Regions from separate parts of the Homo sapiens genome. Here region 1 is linked to region 2. Evidence: read pairs that join two places in POLR2A ChIA-PET (ENCODE). Cell type or tissue: MCF 10A. All regions are shown on one strand. Links, peaks and the distances in the headings refer to the core of each region. The heading gives the core; the rest is flanking DNA. Region 1 overlaps BTBD16 (BTB domain containing 16). Region 2 overlaps PLEKHA1 (pleckstrin homology domain containing A1).

The links. ChIA-PET counts read pairs that join two places held together with the same protein. Peaks named below come from ENCODE experiments on the same cell type or tissue, not always from the same donor. Only the 100,000 strongest peaks of a DNase experiment are listed, where the experiment ranks them.
Region 1: POLR2A ChIA-PET joins it to region 2 with 15 read pairs; 4 of 35 experiments call an interaction of 5 or more read pairs at or near these places.

Annotation. Positions count from the first base shown.
Region 1 is chr10:122,301,345-122,313,471 of GRCh38, reverse strand. BTBD16 (BTB domain containing 16) reads right to left here. Exons shown (of 16, transcript NM_144587.5): 10 at 6,164-6,283. Among named protein-coding and RNA genes, the nearest start is that of BTBD16, 36 kb to the right of the region's middle. RefSeq lists an enhancer at 5,464-5,533. In MCF 10A, for the core only: no CTCF peak of the experiment used is centred there; a DNase peak (open chromatin) is centred at 5,301.
Region 2 is chr10:122,417,833-122,429,721 of GRCh38, reverse strand. It overlaps PLEKHA1 (pleckstrin homology domain containing A1), which reads right to left. Exons shown (of 12, transcript NM_001001974.4): 8 at 11,754-11,822; 9 at 5,459-5,523; 10 at 4,763-4,826; 11 at 2,691-2,780; 12 at 1-98. Among named protein-coding and RNA genes, the nearest start is that of MIR3941, 6.8 kb to the right of the region's middle. In MCF 10A, for the core only: no CTCF peak of the experiment used is centred there; a DNase peak (open chromatin) is centred at 9,601.

The DNA of each region.
Region 1 (12,127 bases), core at 2,815-7,814, 110 kb after region 2:
CCAACATGGTGAAACCCCATCTCTACTAAAAATACAAAAAGTAGCGAGGTGTGGTGGCACGTGCCTGTAATCCCAGCTACTCAGGAGGCTGAGGGAGCAGAATCGTTTGAACCCGGGAGGCAGAGATGGCAGTGAACTGAGATCGCACCATTACACTCTAGCTTGGGTGACACAGTGAGACTCCATCTCAAAAAAAAAAACAAAAAAAAAAAAACAGCACTAACTATAAAAGAAAGGCTTGATAGATTATAATGCCTTAAAATTTAAAATTTTGTTCATCAAACGAGCATTATGAGGCCAGGCACAGTGGCTCACGCCTGTAATCCCAGCACTTTGGGAGGCTGATTCAGGCAGATCACCTGGATCAGGAGTTCGAGACCAGCCTGGCCAACATGGTGAAACCCCGTCTCTACTAAAAATACAAAAAATTAGCCAGGCGTGGTAGCACATGCCTGTAATCCCAGCTACTCAGGAGGCTGAGGCAAGAGAATCGTTTGAACCTGAGAGGCAGAGTTTGCAGTGAGCTGAGATCACACCACTGCACTCCAGCCTGGGCAACAGAGTGAGACTCTCTCAACAACAACAACAAAAGACCATTCTGAAAGTGAGAAAGCCAGCCACAGAGGGAAGGTATTTGGAATTCATATATCCAACAAGGACGTGGACCAGAACGTAGCAGAACATAGAAAAGAACAAAGAAAAGATGGGGAAAGGACTTGTGCAGGCACCTCACTAAAAAGATACCCAATGGCTAACAAATATATAAAGAAATGCTCAACCTCATTAGCAGGGGAATGTAAATTAAAAGGGAATAGGCAAATTAGTTCCACTCTCCATCCATTAGAAAAGTGAAAGACTGGCCAGAAGCGGTGGCTCACACCTATAATCCCAGCACTTTGGGAGACCAAGGCGGGTGGATCACTTAAGGTTGGGAGTTCAAGACCAGCCTGGCCAACATAGTGAAACCCCCGTCTTTACTAAAAATACAAAAATTAGCTGGGTGTGGTGGCGTATGCCTATAGTCCCAGCTACTCAGGAGGCTGAGGCAGGAGAATCACTTGAACCCGGGAGGTGGAGGTTGCAGTGAGCTGAGACTATGCCACCGCACTCCAGCCTGGGAGACAGAGCGAGACTGTCTCAAAAAAAAAAAAAAAAAAAAAAAGAAAAAGAAAAAGAAAAGTGAAAGACTGAAGATACCTAGTGTTGGCAAGGATATGGAAAAACCAGAATTCTCATGCACTGCTGGTTAGGGAATAAATTAGCACAGCCACTTTGCAAAACTGTTTGGCAGTATTTACTAAAGTTGAACTCATCCATACCCTATGACATAGTAATTCTATTCCTAGGTTTTTACCCAATAGAAGCACATAATTATGTGTACCACAAGACATGTACATGGTTGTATATAGCAATACTATTCCTAGTGGCTGAACATGTCCACCAACATCTGAATAAATTGTGGTATAATCATATAATGAAATATCCTATGAGAATGAACAAGCTATTGCTACATGCAGCCACGTGGATGGATTTTACAGATACATTATTGTGTGAAAGAAGCCAGACATTTAAAGGTGTATGCTACAGAATTCTATTTATACAAAGCTCAAGAAAAGGGAAGATGTATTGGTAGTAAAAGAGGTCAGGATACTGTTTACTTTTGGTGGAAGAAGTAGGTACTGAGATAAGGGGCTTTAGAGACTGGCCATGTCCCCTGTTCTGGTCTGGGTGCTGGTTACACAGGTGTGCTCACTTTGTGGAAATTCATTGAGCTCTTCATTTAAGGTTCATGCACCTTTCTGTATTTTATGCCTTGATTTTAAAATGTTCTTTTAAAAAGTTGAAAATTTGCCTGCTTCTGCCCTTTCTCCGATTACAAGTTTTTACAGCTTTCCTGAACTTCTCAGACTACCAAGTGGAATGAAATGATGACTTTTCCTTCATAGATGAAGGCAACAGCTTTGCTTACATTTTTTGTTTTTCCTACAAGGAGATGTTAAATTTAATTCGGGACAGCCTATTTGTTTTTCTCAACTAGCTATTGCCAGAAAAACAGGCTGTAGAGTGTAGAGTGGTGTGTGTATGTGTGTTTATGCTTTAGATGTGTGTAGTTGTGTATGCATTTATGTGCACACAGGTGTGTGTTTGTATGTGTTTGCAAGCCACACACGACCGTGCGTGTTTGTTTCCTTCTTACATTGATGTTCTTGGATAGCAACAAAAATAAACTTGAAGTTGTTTCTAAACATCTGGCTAGGCAAAGAAACTGCCCCTTCAACATTATGTCAGTGTCTGAGGCACAAAGCACATGTTCAAAAAATATTTGTTGAATGAAAGATTGAAAAAAAAATTAATGAACAAAAGAAAATGGGAGAGTAGAAATGGCTTGGACGTATGTCTTTATTTTTGGGTATAGTCGTTGCTGGAGAAGTCAGTTATTCAACTACGTTCCCTCCTAGCCTGTCTTCCGGACACTGCTGAGACAGATGAGGAAAGGGGCGTCTGACTCATTTTACTCAGTTAATGGCTCTCGACCCTCCTTTCCGGATTCTGGGCCAGCCAAGGCCATGCCCGCAGTTGCTGCTCAGCTTCTTTCCTGGTAGGGTCAAGGTCCGGGTGAGCTAATATTTGTTCAGCTTGTCCCACTACTGACATGTTAGGGAAGTGCAGTTCCAACTTGTCAGTTCCCATAATGTGACGGCCTCAACATGTCCCCCTCCCCGGGAAGTAGATTGCTCTGTCATTGAAGTTATTTTATCAATATTTGCAATTTTTAAAATTGGGCCAAATTGCTCCCTCTCTTCTCATTTCCGAGCCTGTTTACTGTCTCCCCTGGGGTCTGCTCCTCTGTCTCACTTTGAAATGCTCCTGGCACATCCCTGTCAGCGACCACTGGAGCTTCCTTGATTAGCTGCTCCCTTTGCCCCTTTGAACTTTGTAGCTCAACTCCCCTGGTGACGCAATGCTGGCCCAGGCTGTCCGTGACTCCCTGCAGTCTCCCTCCACCTCCACAGGGAGCAGAGGTACCTCGGGGCAGCTGGAGCCCTCCGGCCACCAGCCCTGCTAGGCCAGCAGCTACAAAGCCTCCGCACTGTTGCTGGTCAGCCCTGGGGATCCTCGGCAGGGGATGGCAAACATGGACCCAGGGCGCCACCAAGCCTGGCTCCTGCAGCCAGGATAGACACCGCTAATCTACTGCGACATTCTTCTTCTCAGAGCCTACAGAAAAGCTGAGAATCCTTCTTGGGCTGGTGCACTCAACGGGCACCACCCATCAATAGAAACGGAAATGTGTCTGCTATCTCAATGTTGTCAAGTTGCCACATGCATGACATTCTCTGAATTTTCCATCAGCATTTAAGACCCACTTCTGTGAGAAGAACTGAGCTACATAAAAATGGACCCAGCACGGTGGCTCACGCCTGCAATCCCAGTGCTTTGGGAGGCCGAGGTGGGAGGATCACTTGAGGGCAGGAGTTTGAGACCAGCCTGGCCAGCATGATGAAACCCCACCCCTACTAAAAATACAAAAATTAGCTGGGCGTGGTGGCACGTGCCTGTAGTCCCAGCTACTTGGGAGGCTGAGGCACTAGAATTGCTTGAACCCAGGAGGCAGAGGTTGCAGCAAGCCGAGATCGTGCCATTGCACTCCAGCCTGGGCAACAAGTGAGACACTGCCTCAAAAAAAAAAAAAAAATGTACTCAGCACAGTGGCTCATGCTTGTAATCCCAGTGCTTTGGGAGGCCAAGTGGGAGGATCACTTGAGACCAGGAGTTTGAGATCAGCCTGGGCAACAGAGTGGCCCTGTTTCTACAAATAATAATTTTAGGCTGGGCGCAGTGGCTCACGCCTGTAATGCCAGCACTTTGGGAGGCCGAGGCGGGTGGATCGCGAGGTCAAGAGATCGAGACCATTCTGGCCAACATGTTGAAACCCCATCTCTATTAAAAGTACAAAAATTAGCTGGGTGTGGTGGCGCTTGCCTGTAGTCCCAGCTACTCAGGAGGCTGAGGCAGGAGAATTGCTTGAACCTGGGAGGCGGAGGTTGAAGTGAGCTGAGATGGCGCTACTGCACTCCAGCCTGGCGACAGAGCGAGACTCTTTCTCAAAAAAAAAAACAAAAACAAAAACCAAAAAACAAACAAACAAAAAATAATAATAGTAATAATTTTAAAAATTAGCCAGATGTGGCTACATGCTCTTGTAGTCCCACCTACTCAGGAGGCTGAGGCGAGAGGATCACTTGAACCTAGGAGTTTGAGGCTGCAGTGAGCTATGATCACGCCACTGTACTCCAACCTGGATGACAGAGCAAGACCCTGTCTCAAAAAAAGAGAAAAAAAAGTCTGACAGAGACTCACAGTCCAGCAAGGTGCCAGGCAAGTTGGGGCAAGAGAAAGGATCATAAGCCCTTTGTTGAAGCTGCTTATGATGTCCCTGGGAGGGGCAGGACATATACATGAACTGAGGGGTTCAGCAGGGGCTGGGCAGAGCAGCTCTGGTGGGTGGCCCCCATCACGGATGGACAGAGAGGAGGCAGAGCAGGCAGGGACTGGGGGAAGCAGGAGCACCCAGAGCAGACCCCCAGGTGAAGGAGCCCGGGGCTCAGGAGATGCATTTGGGAGATGGAGGCCAATGACAAAGACACAACTGCGAGGTGCTACCACCCTGGAGCAGCTGAGCTGGGCAGGAGAAGAACCATCCACAGTGCTAAAAGTGGGCCACAAGGTCCTCCATGATGACAGAGTGGGCCTGGACAGTGTGCAGGGGAGAGCATCCAAGCCCTACACTTTCCCATCTTTTCTCCCAGTCTGACCCAAAGCTCGCTGGAGAAAGGAGAGGGCCAAGCAGGGAAGGAGGGAGGTTGGGGAAGGGACACAGCAGGCTCTGGCTGTCTGGAGCCACCCCCACTCTACATTGAGAGGACTCTGGCCCCTGTTGAAAGATTTGTCATCACTGCTTAGGTCGGGGCAATGACATGACTTGGAAAGAAGCAAATGGTTTCCAACGAAGAAAATTATACAGGATCAGGGGGCTTGGGGAAATGCATGGCGATGTGAGGTCTGGGACAAATCAACGTAGATTCGAAAAGAAAATGGAAAAGCTGTGGTGGTGAGAAACACCCCTGTGCCTGCCACTCCAGGGAAGAGCTGTGGCGTCTCTGGCTCAGGAGTGCAAGCAAAGGCCTTGGAAACAGCAACTTTGGCAGGGGGCCCACACCTTAACTCCCTTCTCCTCACTTGCTTCTTCCATATTAAAAACACAGCTCTAATGAATCACCACATTCTAGCTCTTTTTCCTATCTCCCAGTGCTAAGACGTTTCCAGTAGGAGAGCTGACCTGGAGCCAAACAGCAATTCCTCCTGGTGTGCATGACTCATTGGAAAAAGTGTCTCATAGGCTATTAAAAGAGTGGGGGAGGGCGGGTAAAACATTTGGGTTCAAAGCAAATTATATGGAAACTAAACACAGTACATATAATTCCGACACTGAATGCTGCTTTCCTCAAATAACAAGACAGAGAAAGAAGTGGGCTCTTTACTTAACGCAGCGCACAGATGTTCTGTTCCAGAAATGAATTACGTGCTTCAAAACAATGCAAATGAAACTTGGCTTAAACAGGTCACTACGTGAAGACGTGTTTATCTGCTAAACTCACACATGCAAAAGAAATGAAGCATCTTTACTTCCACTTCCTTAAACTCGCCTCGTCATGCTTGGAAGCCCTCATTCCTGAGGCTGTGGGGACCAGAAACACAAACCTAACAAGGTAATACCACCAGTTACTTCCACAGAAAAAGTGAGTTTTATTCAACCTAAGAAAGCTGATTTTTTTTTTTAATGAAGTTTTAAAGGCCAGGGTAGTGTGGTCATTTTCCTGAAGAGAGGAGTACCTTTTGCCTCATGCCTGTTACTGGACACAGCAAGTTCCCAGAAGCACCTGATTATCTCATAGTACAACACCTACATGTTGTTTACTTTTCCAGGTAATTTGGTGGTTTGAAAGCATCCTATAATCTTAGGCCCTATTAAAAAAACAGTGCCCTCTGAATGATGCTATGAAAAATTATATCACTGATGGTTTTCCCCCGTGATATTATGAGCAGTGTTTGTACATTTCAGTATTTGTGTATTTCATCAATCAACACTAAGTTATATTACCTCTTAAAAAATGTCATCACGGTTTCATAAGTCGGAATTGCCTGAATCTTGTAGTTCAGTTGCAAGAAGACCCACAAAAGCATTGTTTTCAGAAGATGGAATTCACTAAAGGTAAATAACCTGGCCAAAATAAAAAGATTGAGAAGAAATTTCAGAAATAGCACAAAATCACGCTGCTTGTAAGAAGCTGGTTAGAATGAGTTTGGGAATGAGGTGACACCACATTTGAGTCTGAAGGTAGCCTCAGACATCAAGCAGGTAAACAGCTTACTCAAGGCCACTCAACTGGGAAATGGCAGAGCTAGGATTTGAATCTCAGCAGCCTGACACTAGGGCCTGTGTTTTCACCCACCCTCTGTGCCCCGCAAAACAATGATCGTCATTTAATGAGCTCTTACTATGTGCCAGGTGTTCCCAAGATGTTTTCTGTAGATTTTTTCATTTAATTCCACACAACCATCCTGCAAAGTTAGGATATAGTCCTTACTTTTATAGATGTAGAAATTGAGATTAACCCTACATTTATTTAAAATTTTAGTGTTTTGTTCATCATGGCATTTTTTGGCATCAATTTTAATTCTAATATATTACACTAAAATAGACTGCATCTCGATGACTAAGTTTTTTCATGCTCCCTTAAATTTCGCACCAAGGTGCCTCACTCACTTCACCTTAGCTCTGGCCATGATTGAGGGCTGAAACCTGAATAACTTATCCAAGGTCACACAATTCTGGGCTCAGACCTGGGTATAGGGCAGGTTAGAATCTCAGTTCCTCACCAGACTGGCTGTGGAACCTCCTGTGAGTTGCTTAACTGCCCCGCAGCTGCAATGTCCTCATCTGTGAAAGTGTGATCACAGCAGCTGCTCAGAGGAGAGTGGTACAGAGTGGATGAGGTGAGTGGATGAGTTTCCTATCGCTCCAATAACAAATTGTCACAAACCAAGTGGTTCGAAACAACACGAATTTATTTTCTCATCATTCTGGAGGTCAGAAGTACCAAACAAGGTAAGATCAAGTTGTCAGCAGAGCTGTGTTCCTTCTAGAGGCTCAAGGGAGAATTGTTTCCTTGCCTTTTCCAGCACCTAGAAGCCACCCACATTCCTTTGCTTATGGCCCTTTTCTCAGTCTTCAAGTCAGCAGTTCAGCATCTTCAAATCTCTCTATGGTTCTGACTCTTTGGCTTCCCTCTTCACATTTACAAGGTCCTTGTGATCACCATGGGCCCACCCAGGTCATCTAGAATAAGCTCCTCATTTTAAAGCCCGCGGACACTATTCACAATAGCAAAGACATGGAATCAACCTAGGTGCCCATCAGTGGTGGACTGGGTAAAGAAACCATGGTACATATACACCATAAAATACTATACAGCCATGAAAAAGAGTGAAGGCATGTCATTTGCAGCAACATGGGTAGAGCTGGAGGCCATTATCCTAAGCAAATTGACACAGGAATAGAAAACTAAATACTGCATGTTCTCACTTGTCAGTGGGAGCTTAAACATTGAGTACACATGGACACCATTAAGGGAACAATAGACACAGGGCCTACCTGATGGTGGTGGGTAGGAAGAGGGCGAGGATTGAAAAACTATGTATAGGGTTGTACTGTTCTGTTGTTGAATTGCTACAAAGAAATATCTGAGACTGGGTAATTTGTAAAGAAAAGAGGTTTACTTGACTCACAGTTCCATGGGCTGTACAGGAAGCATGATGCTGGCATCTGCTTGGCTTCTGGAGAGGCCTCAGGAAACTTACCATCTTGGCAGAAGGTAAAGGGGGAGGAGGATGTCACACAGCCAGAGCAAGAGCAGGAGAGAGCAAGGCAGGAGGTGCCACACCCTTTGAAATGACCAGATCTCAAGGGAACTCACTCACTATCAGGAGAACAGCACCAAGAGGATGGTGCTAAGCCATTAGTGAGAAATCCACCACCATGATCCAATCACCTCTCACCAGGTCCCATCTCCAACACTGGGGATTACAATTCAATGTGAGATTTGGTGGGGACACACATCTAAACTATATCAAGGATATTATACTGATCACCTGGGTGACAAAATTATCTGTACACCAAATCCCTGTGACATGCAATTTACTCATGTACAACCTGCACATGTACCCCTGAACCTAAAATGAAAGTTGGAAAGAAAGAAAAGAATCAGCTGATTACTGACCTTAGTTCCATCTGCAGCCTTAGTTTCCTTTGCCATACAACCCAACATATTCACAGGTTCCAGCCAGTGAGATGTGGACATCTGTGGGGCCATCATTCTACTGACTGCATACATACAAAGTGCTTAGTACAGTGCCTGGCACATCATGACATGCTCAGCGGATGGAAGCTCTTATGGATATGTGGCAGGGTCAGGTCCTAGCTCCAGAGCCTGTGCAGTACCTGCTGCAGCATGAGGCCTCTCCTCCATAAATGAGCATTGCCAAAGAATAGCTGCTGGCCAGGCGCAGTGGCTCACACCTGTAATCCCAGCACTTTGGGAGGCCGAGGCGGGCAGATCACGAGGTCAGGAGATCAAGACCATCTTGGCTAACATGATGAAACCCCGTCTCTACTAAAAATACAAAAAATTATCCGGGCATGGTGGCAGGCGCCTGAGTCCCAGCTACTCAGGAGGCTGAGGCAGGAGAATGGCGTGAACCTGGGAGGCAGAGCTTGCAGTGAGCAGAGATCACGCCACTGCACTCCAGCCTGGGCGACATAGGGAGACTCTGTCTCAAAAAAAAAAAAAAAAAAAAAAGAATACCTGCTACCCCGTAATGTCAGCTCTGTAAGTGTGGCTATCTCCCAACCCCCTTCTCTAGTAGCCTCTGATGGTTATCTATGGAGCCATTTCAACATTTCTTAAACCCGTTGACATTTTCAGTCTCTGACCATGGACATTGCACCCTGGCCTTAAAATACATCACCGCTTCCACATTCAACCACTCTATGTGGTTATGGTGGGTGGCACCAAAGACAAACCGTGACTCTAAAGGACAATGAAAATGTCACCCACCTCTCATGCTATTTCTGAACAGAGTAAAACTGTCTCTTTCCTCTCCTTTGGTTTTCAGGCCACCTACAAATGCATGGACTTTGACTCTGGCCAGACAGGACCAAGTTTGTCACCATCTGGCAATCATCGTGAGGCCGGAAGGGGAGACTCTCCTCAGAGCACTTGGTATGATGTCCCTGTGAAGAACTTTGTCAGCTGGGCTGGCGAAGTGGTGTGATTTCCAGTGTAGACTCCACACCTGAGGTCCTCAAGCCCAGAAGGCCCTTTGAGGTCTCACTAAAGAGGGGCTAGCAGCAACATGGGGGAGTCCTTGGGAGCTCCACGAATCAGAATCCTGGTTCTATTATTTATGAAGCATAATTATTAAAGTAAATTCCTCTGTCTTTAGGTCAATATCAGACCTGAAAGTATTCGTTTGTGCAACAGATAACCACACCAAAGACATTCACACACCTTTTCATTTACCTAAGAGCTCTGATGGCCTCAATCAAGACAGAACCCACAGGGACTTGAACCTCCCTCTATGGGCTGTACCATGTGTGTTTACTGGCACTCGCTAGCAGCCATTGGAATGTAAATGGTAATTGTTCTTTAGGGGAAAAAAATGCTTTTCATAAGACACTGTCCTCTATTTTTCACTGAGAAAATTATATATAAACAATAAAAGTCCTCTTTCGTATGTAGACCATAGAGAAAGCCATGACCATGTGAGTAAGATATGAACAAGGATGCCCACTGCTCCATCGCTTGTCACAGCAAACAAACAAAACAAAACAAAACAAAAGGCCATTAGGAAGGGAGTGAAAAGAGATCGTTGTGCATTCATTCAATAGAACCCTTTACAATTAAAATTTTAAATGCTCATTAGATATGCAAATATCAACATGGAGAGAACACAACACACGATGTAAGTGAATAAGTTGCAGAACGTTACAATCACGATGAGAACATGTATTTCAAGTTTAAATCTTTTAAAGCAATATTATTCATGTGGTAAGAGTAAAATTACATAGATTAAATCTGCACAAGTTCCTAACAGTGGTTTAATTGTCTTTAGGAGGGGAAGGAGGCAGAAATGAGGAAGGGAATGGGACTGGGAGGGAAACATAGGCGACTTCTGCTTCATTGGAAATGTTTGATTTCTCAATTTAAGACAAAATATTAATATTCGTTCATTTGGGGAGATGAGTACAATTGTGTTTTGTATTATAATTCTACCTTTATACTTTTTTTTCAGAAACTACAAGGAGATATACTTTTTTTAACAGTAAAAATATTAATATTCCTATTGTTCTTGACCATCAATAAGGAAAAAGAAGGCCTCATGCAGAGCACGTCAGTGAGCTGGTAATGACCACAGGCTTTAGGCCACTCAGACGTGGGTTCAAATCCCAACTCTCATGTTGCATGAGGAGACCTTCAGCTGATCCCGTCATTTCCTATCATCTCTATTCCACAGGCAAGAAACACCAACAGTATCCATCTCATTAGGTTGCTATAGGAATCAGTCTGGGTAACTCACTCAGAATATTCTCTATACAACAACAACTGTATATAGCTGAATAATTGGTGGGTATTGTTAGTGTTAGCTAAAAAAGCATTGGATTCAGGAACTATTATATTTGAGATGGGTGCCCAGGGGTGTCCCAGACACCCATAGGAACCTTGTCCCATGCTGGAGGGCAAAGCCATGGGACAGATGCAACAAGGAGGACATGCATAGCTCTTCTTAGGGAATTCCTGAGACCTCGAGACTTCTCGGGTTATAGGCGGGAAGTCAGGGAGAATTGGAGACACAGGGATACAGTGCCCCTGGTCGCAAGGTAGTCTTTTGTTGAGATGGGAGCTAGACAGTGCTCTGAGGTCTCCATCCTCCTAAGTCCATGAGCAGCTTGGCTTCCAGAAAAACAGAACTTGGAATGAAAGCTTCTTAATATTAGAGTTAGCAGAACAGTGTAACCCAACAGTGACCTATAAGAAGAAAATTAACTGGAAACCAAATGCCAGGCAAATAAATTTAGACTGGAGGCCCAGGAGGTCAGGAAAACTGTTGCATATTTTACCCCAGGTGGTTTACAAAATGGAAAGCAAAAGCTGAAGGAAGATGAGCTCGAGGGACTTCAGATGGAGACGGCTGAATGGCCCAGAAGCTGCAGCATCTGCTGAGAAATGGACGTTGTTCCAAACACATGTGACCACAAACAGGGAATTGGCCCCACAGCTGGAGGGGCTGATAAGTCAAGCCAAGGGCCACTCCACCCCTGACCTTGGAGTCTGCATTTCCACACATCCCACTCCGGGGCCACGTGACTCCTTGGGACCACTCGGTTCTCACTATGTCCTTTTAGTTGCTGGTAGCCTTGGCCTCCATGACCAACGACGAGGGGTGCAGCACACAGGGCAAGACGTGGACTTTGGAGCCAGTGGAGGCCCTGCCCTGCCCATCGTTAGCCCTCTTATATCAGGGATAATAACTGTGACCACCACGTGGGGTGGTGGGGATAGAAAGGGAGAGTGCACATAGCACACAGCACACACCAAAATGTTAGTTGGAGAAAGGTGCATTCTGAAACAGCTGTGGGTCATGGTGCCAAATCCACCGGCCAGCAGCCTGAAACTCACAAGCACCCTAATATGAGAAGCCCTAGCCAGTGAAACTTCTAACAAGCCCCCCTCTTCCTGAACCGTTTCCCACCTCCCTCAAGCTTTAACAAAGGCAGCCACTGGAGATCAACCTCAGAAGATGTGGGCAGAGCCTGGGGAGTGGTCAGCGTGGGCACATGGCTGATGACATGCCTGAAGCCACACAGGGCTCTTTTCCCTTCAGTGATAGCCCTGGACTGTCTGTGCAGACAGCTCCTGGGGAGGGGCCGGAGGAGCAGGACCCATTTTCCACATCAGTCATGTCTGCCAAGCTGATGAGTCTAGACACTTGACACGTAATGCTC
Region 2 (11,889 bases), core at 6,544-11,543:
AAAGAGTTGCTGCGAGAGGCTGTGGAATGTGAGGTGGCGGTGGCTGCGTTGGTAGGACGGAAAGCGTGTTTGGATTCTGAAGGACCGGGGGGATGCTCCTGCAAAAAGGAGTGGCAGTCAGACACGGTCAGTCACTCATGACCAGGTTAGTAACTCAGTGTGAGACTTGATTCTCTGAAAAACAAATAAAACACACACACACACACACACACACACACACACACACAAAGGCAGCAGCAGAAGCCATGCAGCATAAATGTGCAAGTTCTTTCCCAAAGCAACGCGTTTTTAGAGGTGAGTTTAAAGCAATGATAGCCAAAAACCATTTCCACTAGGAAACCAGTTCCGTCACCAAAGCTGAATTTGGCAGCCTATGACACTTTGAAGATTCAGCCAACCTAAACTGAAATACAGTGTTCCAGCTGCAACTGAACTGTGTTTAAAAGAGAACCTCCCAGCTGTATCATTTTATTTAAGAGTATATTCTCAGTCAACACTAGGAATTATCCCACATATTTTAGAATGAAAAAAATTAAAATATAGACTATAACAATGAAAGGCCATATTTCTTTAATAAGCACGAATCATCTTTCAAACATTATTCTGCTGATAAGACTTAGTTTTTACTTCCCTGAATTTCACTGCAACCAATAATAGCACAGTCTTTTCATTTTTTACTTAATTTTAGTTCTGAATAGGTCATATATTCATATGGCTTAATATTTTAAAGGTAACAAAGGGTACACATTTATCACATTTTAAACTGTGGTGAAATAATTAGTAGTTGAGAATGTTAATTTCAATATGCTTCTAACTAGATCAAATCTGAAAATATCCTTAAATATGACCATTCTAAATACATTGCTATATACTAGTATATTATATTCATTTATGATACCAGTGGCTTTGAAATCAAAGTGCTACAAATTACCAAAACACTACAGAGTCCTATTAGATGGCTAAATTTCAGAGATTTTTAAATGCCATGCAAACTATAGTAATGTACAGTTTATCCAATGCATATGCATGCATTAGTTTGCATATATTATTAGAACAATGGTGCATTTCGTAAGTATTGTATCTTAAAAATTTTTAAATACATAATATAAAATTGAAACTCTTGCAGCAGTTGAGTATATTAATTTTTATATGTTAATGTCTCTTTCTGTTAGTAAAGTTGTATGTTTTATTTTTTATTTTTAAATACACATATCCAACCTGATGACTACAGTGAAACAGTTTGCGTTAGTATTGACAAAATCAGTTATGATAACTGCAAAAGGCAGTTTGGTTAACTCAACTTTCTATGATCAGTTGTAAGTAGTAAGTCTGGGCCCTCCACTAAGAAGGCACGTTTGCGTGAGAGCCCACATACGTGCTGCATTCACCAGCTCTTGATGTATACCTCTGTATACAAGGGTTCGACAGCCTTCTGGCCTGCCGCATCTGGAACACAGTGCAAAGCTAAGATTAGAGTTAACCTATACTGGGTAGAGGGAGGAAAAGAGAAAGTTGTGCTGACAGTCATAGCTAGATAGTCCAATCTGCCCCCACCACAAAGCACAAAACACAAACATCCTTCTCCAACTTTTCCTCTTCCCAACAGACACTGTTTTTGCAGAGAGTCTCATACTTGACTGCTGAAAAAGTCACATAAAATACAGGCAGTTACAAAATGAACATCTATGAAAGTGACTTCTTAGATATTTCAAAAAGGATATAAAGAGAGAATGACTTAACAACTAAGAAATCAGAAACATTGATTTCTATTTATTTATCTGTAGTTATCACTACCAGAAAACTAATAAAAGGCGGTATTATAATACTATCAGAAAAAAATATTAAAAGTGTAAGTAACTAGCATATATGTCATAGTAAATCTAGATAATAAAGGCTATCATGCTACATATGAGACTACTTTCCGCAGATGGCAGTGTTACATTTTAAGATACTTTAAATTTTCAGACCTGAGATCAGTGGCCAAAGTATTCCAAATGCAAATCTAATTCTTATGTACTTGAACACAAGAAAAATCTTTTAAAAAAATATTTCTGAGCAGAATGTTTAGTTGTATTTCAATTTTATTATCATACTACCACAAAGATAATTATGGTAGTTTTCAGAAGCAGGCTGTTAAAGCAGGTTTTAAAATGAGAATTAAAACATGAAATGGAAACACTGGGAGCACTGAACTGTATTTAAGGCCCCAGCTGCTCAGTGATCTGATGGCATGGTTAAGCCAAAGGTAAAAAACAAAACAAAACCAAAAAACCTGAACTGAAATCAGAGGAAGTAAAGAGGAAATTGAGACGTTCACAAAACTGTGTAACGCTACAACTAAAAGTCTTACATGATCCTGATCACACACCATACTAAGAATCTGTCAGATTATGCCAAATCTAGAGCTACTGACAAGTAAGAACTCCTAAAACAAAGCAAGGAAATGTTTATTCTTTAGTTGCCCTACTTGTGCATTTAACACAATACAATGCACAGAAAGTTATGTATACATAATACTACAAGGAAGCATTAAATTAGAAATGCATTATTTTTTGCAAGTCCAATTGGTATAAAAGTCAACATGCAAATAAATCTCAAGAAAGAAAGAAACCGGATGGATTGGGAGAGAGGAAATTTGATAGGATGGGGGAGACGCAAGGGAGTATCACCCCAGAGAGCAGGAAACCTACAGAAGACGCAGATCTGCCGGGACCCCGCTGTGCTACAATGGCGCCAGAGACTGCTTTAATCCAACTGTGCATCTCTTCAGGGCTATCAGCCTAAAGGAAAAAAGAACTCATTCAAACAATTTTTTCTCAAAATCACCTACTTCTATACAGCCAATGTATTTATTTTGATAACTTAAAATACTGTCATCAACAAAATCACTCTAAGGCAACTGTTTCCAAAAAATTTAGAAATCATTTTTTTAAAGCCAGGTTTTGCTAGGTCTTAACTACACAGAGACATAAATTGAGCACTTCAATGTCAAGATCAGACCCATCAACAGGCGTCAATAATGAATACCTCCAGACAGAAAACAAGGAGAGGAGGAAGTCCAAGAAAAACCCTTCTTATTTCACTCTACCTACTGCTACACTGTCTGAATCTGCTACAAGAATATTTATGTAGTTGTGTAATTTTTAAAAATTCTGACATTCTTTTACATATTTTTCTGGAAATAATTTCTAGTAGTACCCTAAATCCTACAATAAGTATTGACAGATACGTCTGGCTTTCAATGTGAATTTTAAACCTTACTATGAAATTAATCCAATTAAATAAGGCCCCAATCGGGGTGCAGAGATACTGCCTCTTGTTTCTAGATTCTAGAATCCCTTACACTTCTAGAATCTAGAAATATGAAAAAGTTTAAAATGCAGAATATTTTTGAATAAGTAATATTAACAAAGACTAAAAAAAAAAAAAAATACAAGTAGCCAAAGGTAGAGTATACTTCATTCATTACTAATGGAAATACAATTCTAGAAATCAATTTGACAAAATAGAAAGGGTCATGCTCTGATAGTTAATCTCGATCTAGAAACTTACCCTAAAGAAATCAGGCAAAGTAATGCACAAAGATGTTTTTCATCATTTTATTACAGTAAATGTACAAAAACTATGCACATGAACAGAGTAACACAGACACAATACAGCAACAGAGTAATACAGACACAATTTACTGGTGGAACATCAATGGAGTATGGTGCAGTTCTAAAAGGTTTTCAGATAATTTTTAATGACATGGGAAAAAAATAACAATATATGAAACAAATAGGATATAACACTATATTTAGTATGACCCCACCTATTATAAAAATATATACCTTAAGAAAGGGAGCAAAATCATAAGAATGGTTGCCTCAATGTGGGACTGAATGTTTTATAAGCCACATTTTTCTGAAATCTTTCTATATTTTCCAAGTTTTCTGGAATAAGCATATTTAACTTCAATAAAACAAAAACAAATCATCCCTTTTTGATTTTTTTTTTTTTTTTTTTTTTGAGACAGGGTCTCTGTCACCCAGGCTGGAGTGCAGTAACACGATCTCAGCTCACTGTAACCACCTCCTGGGTTCAAGCGATTCTCGTGCCTCAGCCTCCCAAGTTGCTAGGATTACAAGCCTGCACACCACCACGGCTGGCTAATGTTTGTATTTTTAGTAGAGATGGGGTTTTGCCATGTTGCCCAGGCTGGTCTCGAACTCCTGGACTCAAGCGATGTGCCTGCCTTGGCCTCCCAAAGTGCTGGGATTACAGGTGTGAGCCAACACAGCCGGCCCAAATCTTTTTTTAAAATTTTCCATTTAAATAATTCAATGAAGTATGCAAAAAGTACAATTTAAACTTAAATACAGGATGCCTACTATTAGTGAAACTATATAAATCTACTGTCTACTTTTACTATGGGTTTTTTTAATAAGGTTACCAAAAAATGATATAATAGAAAAATCAAAATTCTAAAACATGTGCAAAAATAATCCAACTTGAAAGTACACACTTAACATCTAAATTAAAAGCATTTCCCTTTCTCTAAATACTTAGTTCTAGTTCACTAATTCATAACAAATACTCCCACTTCCTGAACATATAACCCCACCAATAACTCTATATACAGTACCCTTTTATTAAGCTGGTGAATTACAGTTGTCATATTTTTTTAACCTCAAGTGCAACAAGCTTGTTTATGTTTATTTCACCTCTAATATTATTAATTTCTTTTTAGGAGGATCTATTAATTGCCAAATAAGCATCTTACCTGCACATAGAAAGTTCGAGACGTTGTTACAATTTCAAAGAGGTTGTCCCTCATCATTATGTCGCTGTATGAAAAAAAAATCCAATTATACTTAAATAGCAGTTGTTTGAGTTTCTCTTTCATTTGTTTACCCAGTACCCAGTATGCGTCAATAAATAAATGAGGTAAAGCACTGATTTAGCAAACCCAAATTATCTTTTCCCATTTATTTTAATGTAAGATTTTACATATTTCATGTAGTTTCACTTTTAGAAAAAGTTCACAAAGCAACTTTAAAGTTCAGAGTTTTTAGTAATCAGTTTGGTGAAACACTGTCACAGCTAACACATTTTCTTGTGAAGCTCTATTCTACTGCATCTTTTAAACACTTAATACATCAATTTGTCAAATCTGATGGCCTAACCATAAGTTGTTCACATTAAATTTATTCCTTTCCATTAGTAAGCTGTTTCTGTATTTTTAGTTTTCAAAGAAACAAATAAACGATTCTTTCCTAATTTTTAGTTTTCAAATGAACAAAGTAGTTCAATACTTTACTCTGAGGGTTTTGAAAATTCTAGTGTATCTCAACTATAAAGAGTTAAAAATAACTACAATTAATATGGAAAAATGTAATCTGTAAGTACATTACTCAAACTAAGGCACTATTCTGTGTTTATAACTTGTGCCAGGCATCAAGTCAGAGCGGTTCCTTACCTTTGCTTACATTCCTGGACTTTATGAACCTCTTTAAGTGGTATTACACGAAGAGGTTCCTTTTCCTGGCAAAAAAAAAAAAAAAAAAAAAACAGTTACATGATGTTTATTCTTAAAATCCTTTCAAAGGTTAGCTGTCTTATTTGAAGACCCATGTGAAAATCACACTTCTTTTCTGAAGCACATCTCAGAAATAAATCTACCTTCTTAAACCATCCAGCATCTGAATAGCTCAAACACTATAACCTTATATACACTGTTGTTTGAAACAAGAAAAACTGCATACGGCCCTTATTCACATTATTTCTGGCCTTAAGGGCAGTGTAACTAATTAAAAGCTATTAGCCATCAGACTTTCCCCGACGGACCCACGTACCAGTATGCACAGCATCTCCTTTTCTGGAATGTCACTTTGATATACAAGGCAGCAGAGCAAGTGCACATCCTGCTTCTTTGACTTAAATTTGTGATTTTACAAATATCACTTTTATATAAATACAAAATTGAATGTTTACTAAGTGCTGAGACATCTGCTAGCTTTTAAATGTTTTATCTCACACTTTCCCCAACCCTACAACACATGTACTACTATTCATGTGCTGAAACTGCAGATTAGACATGTTAAGTATCTCACCCAAGGTTACAAAGTAGATATAAGATACAAATATAAAACTGGTTCCTAATAGCATATTTCTAGTATACATTCCATAAAATACAATATACATATTTCATTGAATATGACAGCGTGAGATTAAGACATACCATTACTTTATGTAGCACCAAAAATAAAACTAAACCATGACAGAGTGTTGTTGTTTTTTTTGTTTTTTTTTTTTTTGAGATGGAGTTTCGCTCTTGTTGCCCAGGCTAGAGTGCAATGGTACGATCTTGGCTCACTGCAACCTCCGCCTCCTGGGTTCAAGGCAATTCTCCTGCCTCAGCCTCCCAAGTAGCTGAAATTACAGGCGCCTGCCACCACGCCCAGCTAATTTTTGTACTTTTAGTAGAGATGGGGTTTTACCATGTTGGCTAGGCTGGTCTCAAACTCCTGACCTCTGGTGATCTGCCCACCTTGGCCTCCCAAAATGCTAGGATTACAGGCGTGAGCCACCACGCCCAGCTGGGAGTGCTTTTTTAAAAAAAAAAAAAAAAATCATAGATCTTTTTTAAAAAGTTTTACAAAATAGTTTAATTTTGAAATAATTTCACACTTAATAAGAGACTGAGAAAAACAGTACAAAGAATTTCTGCATAACCTACACCTTGTTTTCTAAACTGTTGATATTTTACATTTGCTTTATCATTATCTGTTTATGTTTATATATGTGTGTGACAGAGTATATGTATATATATAGATTCCTGAAATGCTTGAAGGTTAAGTTGTAAATATGATGTACCTTTACTAAACGCTTCAGTGTGTATTTCCTAAAACATGGATGTGCTCTTGCATAACCACAGTGCAATTATGAAAACTGGAAACTCAACACTGATGCAATACTATAATCTACAGACCATCTTCAGATTTCATTAATTGCCCTACCTGTATTCTTTACAGCACAAAAACCATTTTCTGATCCAGAGTTAAATCCAGGATCATACCATGTATGTAGCTGTCATGTCGCCTTTAACTGTGGAATAGTTCTTCATTCGTTTTTCAGAGTTTAAAGAAGTGCAGGCCAGTTATTTTTGTAGAACACCTCCCAGTCTGGGTTTGCCTGTTATTCGTGCTGAGATTCAGTTTATACACTTTTGACAGGAAGCCACAGACATGACACTGTTCTTCTCAGTGGACCACTATTAGGAGGTACACACCCGATGGTGGCTTGTCCTGTCACTGGTGTGTTAACCCTGATCTGTTGCTTAAGGTCATGTTTGCCAGTAGCTGTAAAATTACTTTTTCCCTTTGTCACTGTTAAGTATCTTGTGGGGAGATACCTGGAACCTATAGTAATACCAGGTTTCCCATCATAATTTTGCAACTAGTTTTATCAAACCCTGAAAACTCCTGCCTGAAACCATTACTAGTGGCTGCCAAATGGTGATTTTTCTAACCCCATCAATCCATCTACATATATTAAATAGAATTTTACTCTAAGGAAATATTTTTCCTTCTCCATTTATTTATTTATGACTCATTTTTATTCTATGGGTTATATTCCATTACTATCATTACTTATTTTGTTGTTTAAATTGTCTGCATTTTGGTCAGCTCCTTCAAGGTAATTTCTGTGTCCTTTTGACATGTTCCATTCATTCTCTGAGCCACTTCCTTATCCTCTGGCACAACTTCACTTTCTGAGCTCAGCTTGTACTTTATCTGCCCCAGCTCTGAAATCAGTCACATCACCAAGGGTTCCTGATTCCTTTTGTTTACAGAATGGCATTTACAGTTGCTTTTGGGCAGGGTGGGTGGGGATTTGCCAATCTCTTAACTCAGCCACAACCTTCTCATGACAGATGAGAATATTTCATTGCAGTTTTAATTTGCATTTCTCTAATTATCAGTGATGCTGAATTTTTTTAAATATTTTAAGACCTATTTTAATTTTTAAATGAATTGCCTATTCATGTCTTTTGTTCATTTGCCTACCAGGTATTTTCCCCTCCATTTTCTCTCTTTTTTTAATCTTTGAAACAAACACGAATTTATACAAGGATTGAAAATACAGCATAAAGAACTGATTTTCCTGAACCATTTCAGAGTGAGTTGCTGACCTGTCCCACACTACCCCTGAATACTTTTCCTACATTCTCTTACATAATCACAATACAATCATCAGAATCAGAAAACTGTGCCCAAAATGTCTTTTATTAGAGCAAAAGAATTCAGTTCAGAAGCACGAATACCATCTGCTTGTCAAATATTTTCTTTCCCTCAGTCTGGAACAGTTCCTCATTATTCCTTGACTTTCATAATCTTCACTCTATGAAGATTGCAAGGTAGTTATTTTGTAGAATGTCCCTCATTTGGGTGTGCCTCATGATGGGATTCTGATTACATACCTTGGGCAGGGATTTCACAGAAGTGATGCTGTCTTCGTCTTCCACTATCCTGTCAGGTGATTTCAATTTACCTCATTACCAATGACATTCACTTTAATCATCTGACCACCTGAGTAAAGTGGTATCTGCCAGGTTTCCTCACTGTAATGTTATTCTTTTCCCCCTTGTACAACACTTAATACCTATTTTAGTAGACAGGTACTTTGAAACTATGTAAATATTTCATTCCTCATCATACATACAGATATACATCCATTCACCAAAAAGTATTGTTTCTCTGACAAGATTTGGCTTCTATTATCCTTAATATAGTTCTTGATTTTATCAATCAGTGTGTATGTGACCATTCTCCCATCTCTGCCACCACCCCTCCCCATGTGGATGCCCTTCTCTCCCTACTCCGCGTGGGGCTAACCCCCCAAGAGGACAGCCTCCTTGTCCTGCGTGGGCTCTGACACCCACACAAAGCTACACTGGTTCCTCTTGGATGCCTATGTTGCTTTGCCTCACCTAATAAATTAGAGTCTGAGTCATTTCAGATTGATGGAAGGAAAAGAGAGCAAAGTAGGTGAGGAAAAATCCCCTCAGTTTTTAAGATTCCTTGTAAGTTTTATCTCTAATACATGTTGCAAATATTTTCACCAATTTTTCGGCTGTGCACTTAAGTCTTTTATACTTATTTTTAAAATTTTTAAATGATCTTTTAGAGATACACACTGAGATATTTACAGATGAAATGGGAGACATCTAGGATTTGCCTCAAAATATGAAGCAGGAAGTGGGTGGTGAAACAGAAGAAACAAGACAAGCTGAGCCATGTGTTAACAATTATGACATCTAGGTGATGGGTATATGCAGGTTCCATGTATTATTTCTATCTACTAAAAGGGTATGTTTACACTTTTCCATGATGAAAAGGTTTTATAAAAGAGCCCATTTACACTTTAAACATTTTTATCATATATTATTCTTGAGCATATATAAAAAAGAAAAATATAGACAAGATAAACTGGTTATAGTTTTTAAGATTTCACATTCAGATTCCAGATCTTCTGAATCACTTTTTGACTTGGAGCCACCAATGTCCATATTTTTCACTCCAAGCCATTCTTTGTGCCAAAAAGAGTGTTGGTGATGCAGTATTTAAGAATGTTTCATGGTGTCCCTGAGATTTCCTCCCAAGCTGCCAGCACCCTTTTCTGCACATGCTGATGCCGGTGTCTTCTGGATTTTACCCAAAGGTACTGTGCATATGGCAAGCAGTCAACTACAGCACAGCTGCAGCCTGGCTGCCCCTCGTCCTTAGCAACTCTAAGACATACTGCTAAGATTTCAGAAATGTTAAAACTGGGGGAGGGGGAGCTGAAACAAGAACTATTACAGAAATACTAAGTTTTGAAAACCTGTATGCTGGGCATTATTCTGTGAAATTTGAGAGGAAGAACAAAGAACTACCATAGGAGATAAACTATACTCCGTAAAATTAGGAAAACTTAAGTATAGTTATAATTACTGACCTTTAAAGGTTTTCAGCTTTATCTGCAATTTCTAAATACTAAAAATATTCCTAATTATTAAAACTACTGTTGATGATGGGGGCACACGTCAATTTCCCCACCAAAACTGAACTCCTGAAGGCCAGAGAACTTTGCTAATTATTCTCTTTTATTTTCAGTTCCCAGAACAGTGCACCAGGTTCATGGAGAGCTCAATGAATGTCTGCTGCATGAATGACTCTTCCCGGGAGTATTGGCTTTAAATAAAATCTATGAGACAACCTGCTAACCAAGCACAAGGATAGCCTCCTGAGACAACAAGGCAGGTACTTTCTGAACCAAGTAACTACTACTTCCAGTTGAGGCTCTTAAGCTTTGAGAAAGCCCCATACTAAAATGGCATTTCTTGCTATGCTATGCCATTTTTCATTCATTCAAAGACACTTATTGTCTATCAAGTGCCAGGCCCTGTGATCATAAAAGACTACAAGAGTCTTTACCCTTAAGAAGCTCATTTAATTTAGTTGCAAAGACAAGAATGCACGTGATTGCAAAACTCTGGGAAGAGCATTATGATACAAGTATGCATAGGGTACCACAGGGCATATAAAGAGAAGACACTTAACCCAGAGTCTAAAAGCTTCCCAGAAGAGCTGACTCCTGAGGTGAATCTTAAAATATCCCCTTCCTATACACTAGTGCTCTGCTGGCCAATACAGTGGCCATTGTGTGTAATGATGTAAATATAAATTAATTAAAATGAAATTAAGTCAGTTCCTCAGTCACACTAGCCACATTTCCAGCACTCAACAGCTACATGTAGCTAGTGCCCTTGGACAATACAGATACGGCACATTTCCATTTGTGCAGAAAGTTCTAATGGACAATGCTGTTCTGGTGACTTCATTCAAACAAAGTATAAGTTCCCTTCTCAAAGATCCCATACAAAAAGAAGACGTAGGATAGACATTTATACTACAGAATTGCATTCAATGTCTCCAATAAGCTATTTCAGGACTCAGATCACCCTACAATATTTTAAATAAGGATGCAACTCAAACAAGGCGAAGAGGGAATTTCAATTTCTGATTCTACCTTCAGGGAAGATAAAAACATCTTATGTGAAGTGATTTATGAGTCAATGTGAAATAGGTAAAGAAAATCTCAAGAGAAAGAAATACAGAGGGTTAAATATTGACTTTTACAGACAGAATTCTTTACACCACTTTCCTCACTGTAATGTTACTCTTTTTCCCCTTGTACAATACTTAATACCTATTTTAGTAGATAGGTACTTTGAAACTATGTAAATATCTCATTCCTCATCATATATACAGATATACATTCATTCACCAAAAAGTATTGTTTCTCTGAAAAGACTTGGCTTCTATTATACTTAATATAGTTCCTGATTTTATAAATCACTGTGTATGTGACCATTCTCCCATCTCTGCCACCACCCCTTCCCCATGTGGATGCCCTTCTCTCCCTACTCCACGTGGGGCTAACCCCCCAAGAGGACAGCCCCTTTAGAGGAAATTTATAGACTAGAGGATTCTGAGATCTTCAGATCTTTCAAGGTGGAATGCTGCTTTGAAGATAGGATCTTTTTACTTAAAAATGTATTTAAGAAAAATATCATTAACCAAAAGCATCACAACCAAATAAACTATATTTACCTCTAAAAACTAGACTTATTCTGAAACTACAGAACAGTACAAGAAATTATATATAATCACTACATTGCAACACTTTTCAAACATTCTTATAGCAACATTTATGACGTAACAACATACCAGTTCAGATTTGAAGTAGCCTATTGTGTTTTCATCCAATTGAAAATATCTTCTCTTCCAGTTTTTCATCTACCAGAGATGAACACAGACATAAGACTTGTGTTTCTAAGAATGTCAAATGTTAGTCACCACTTAA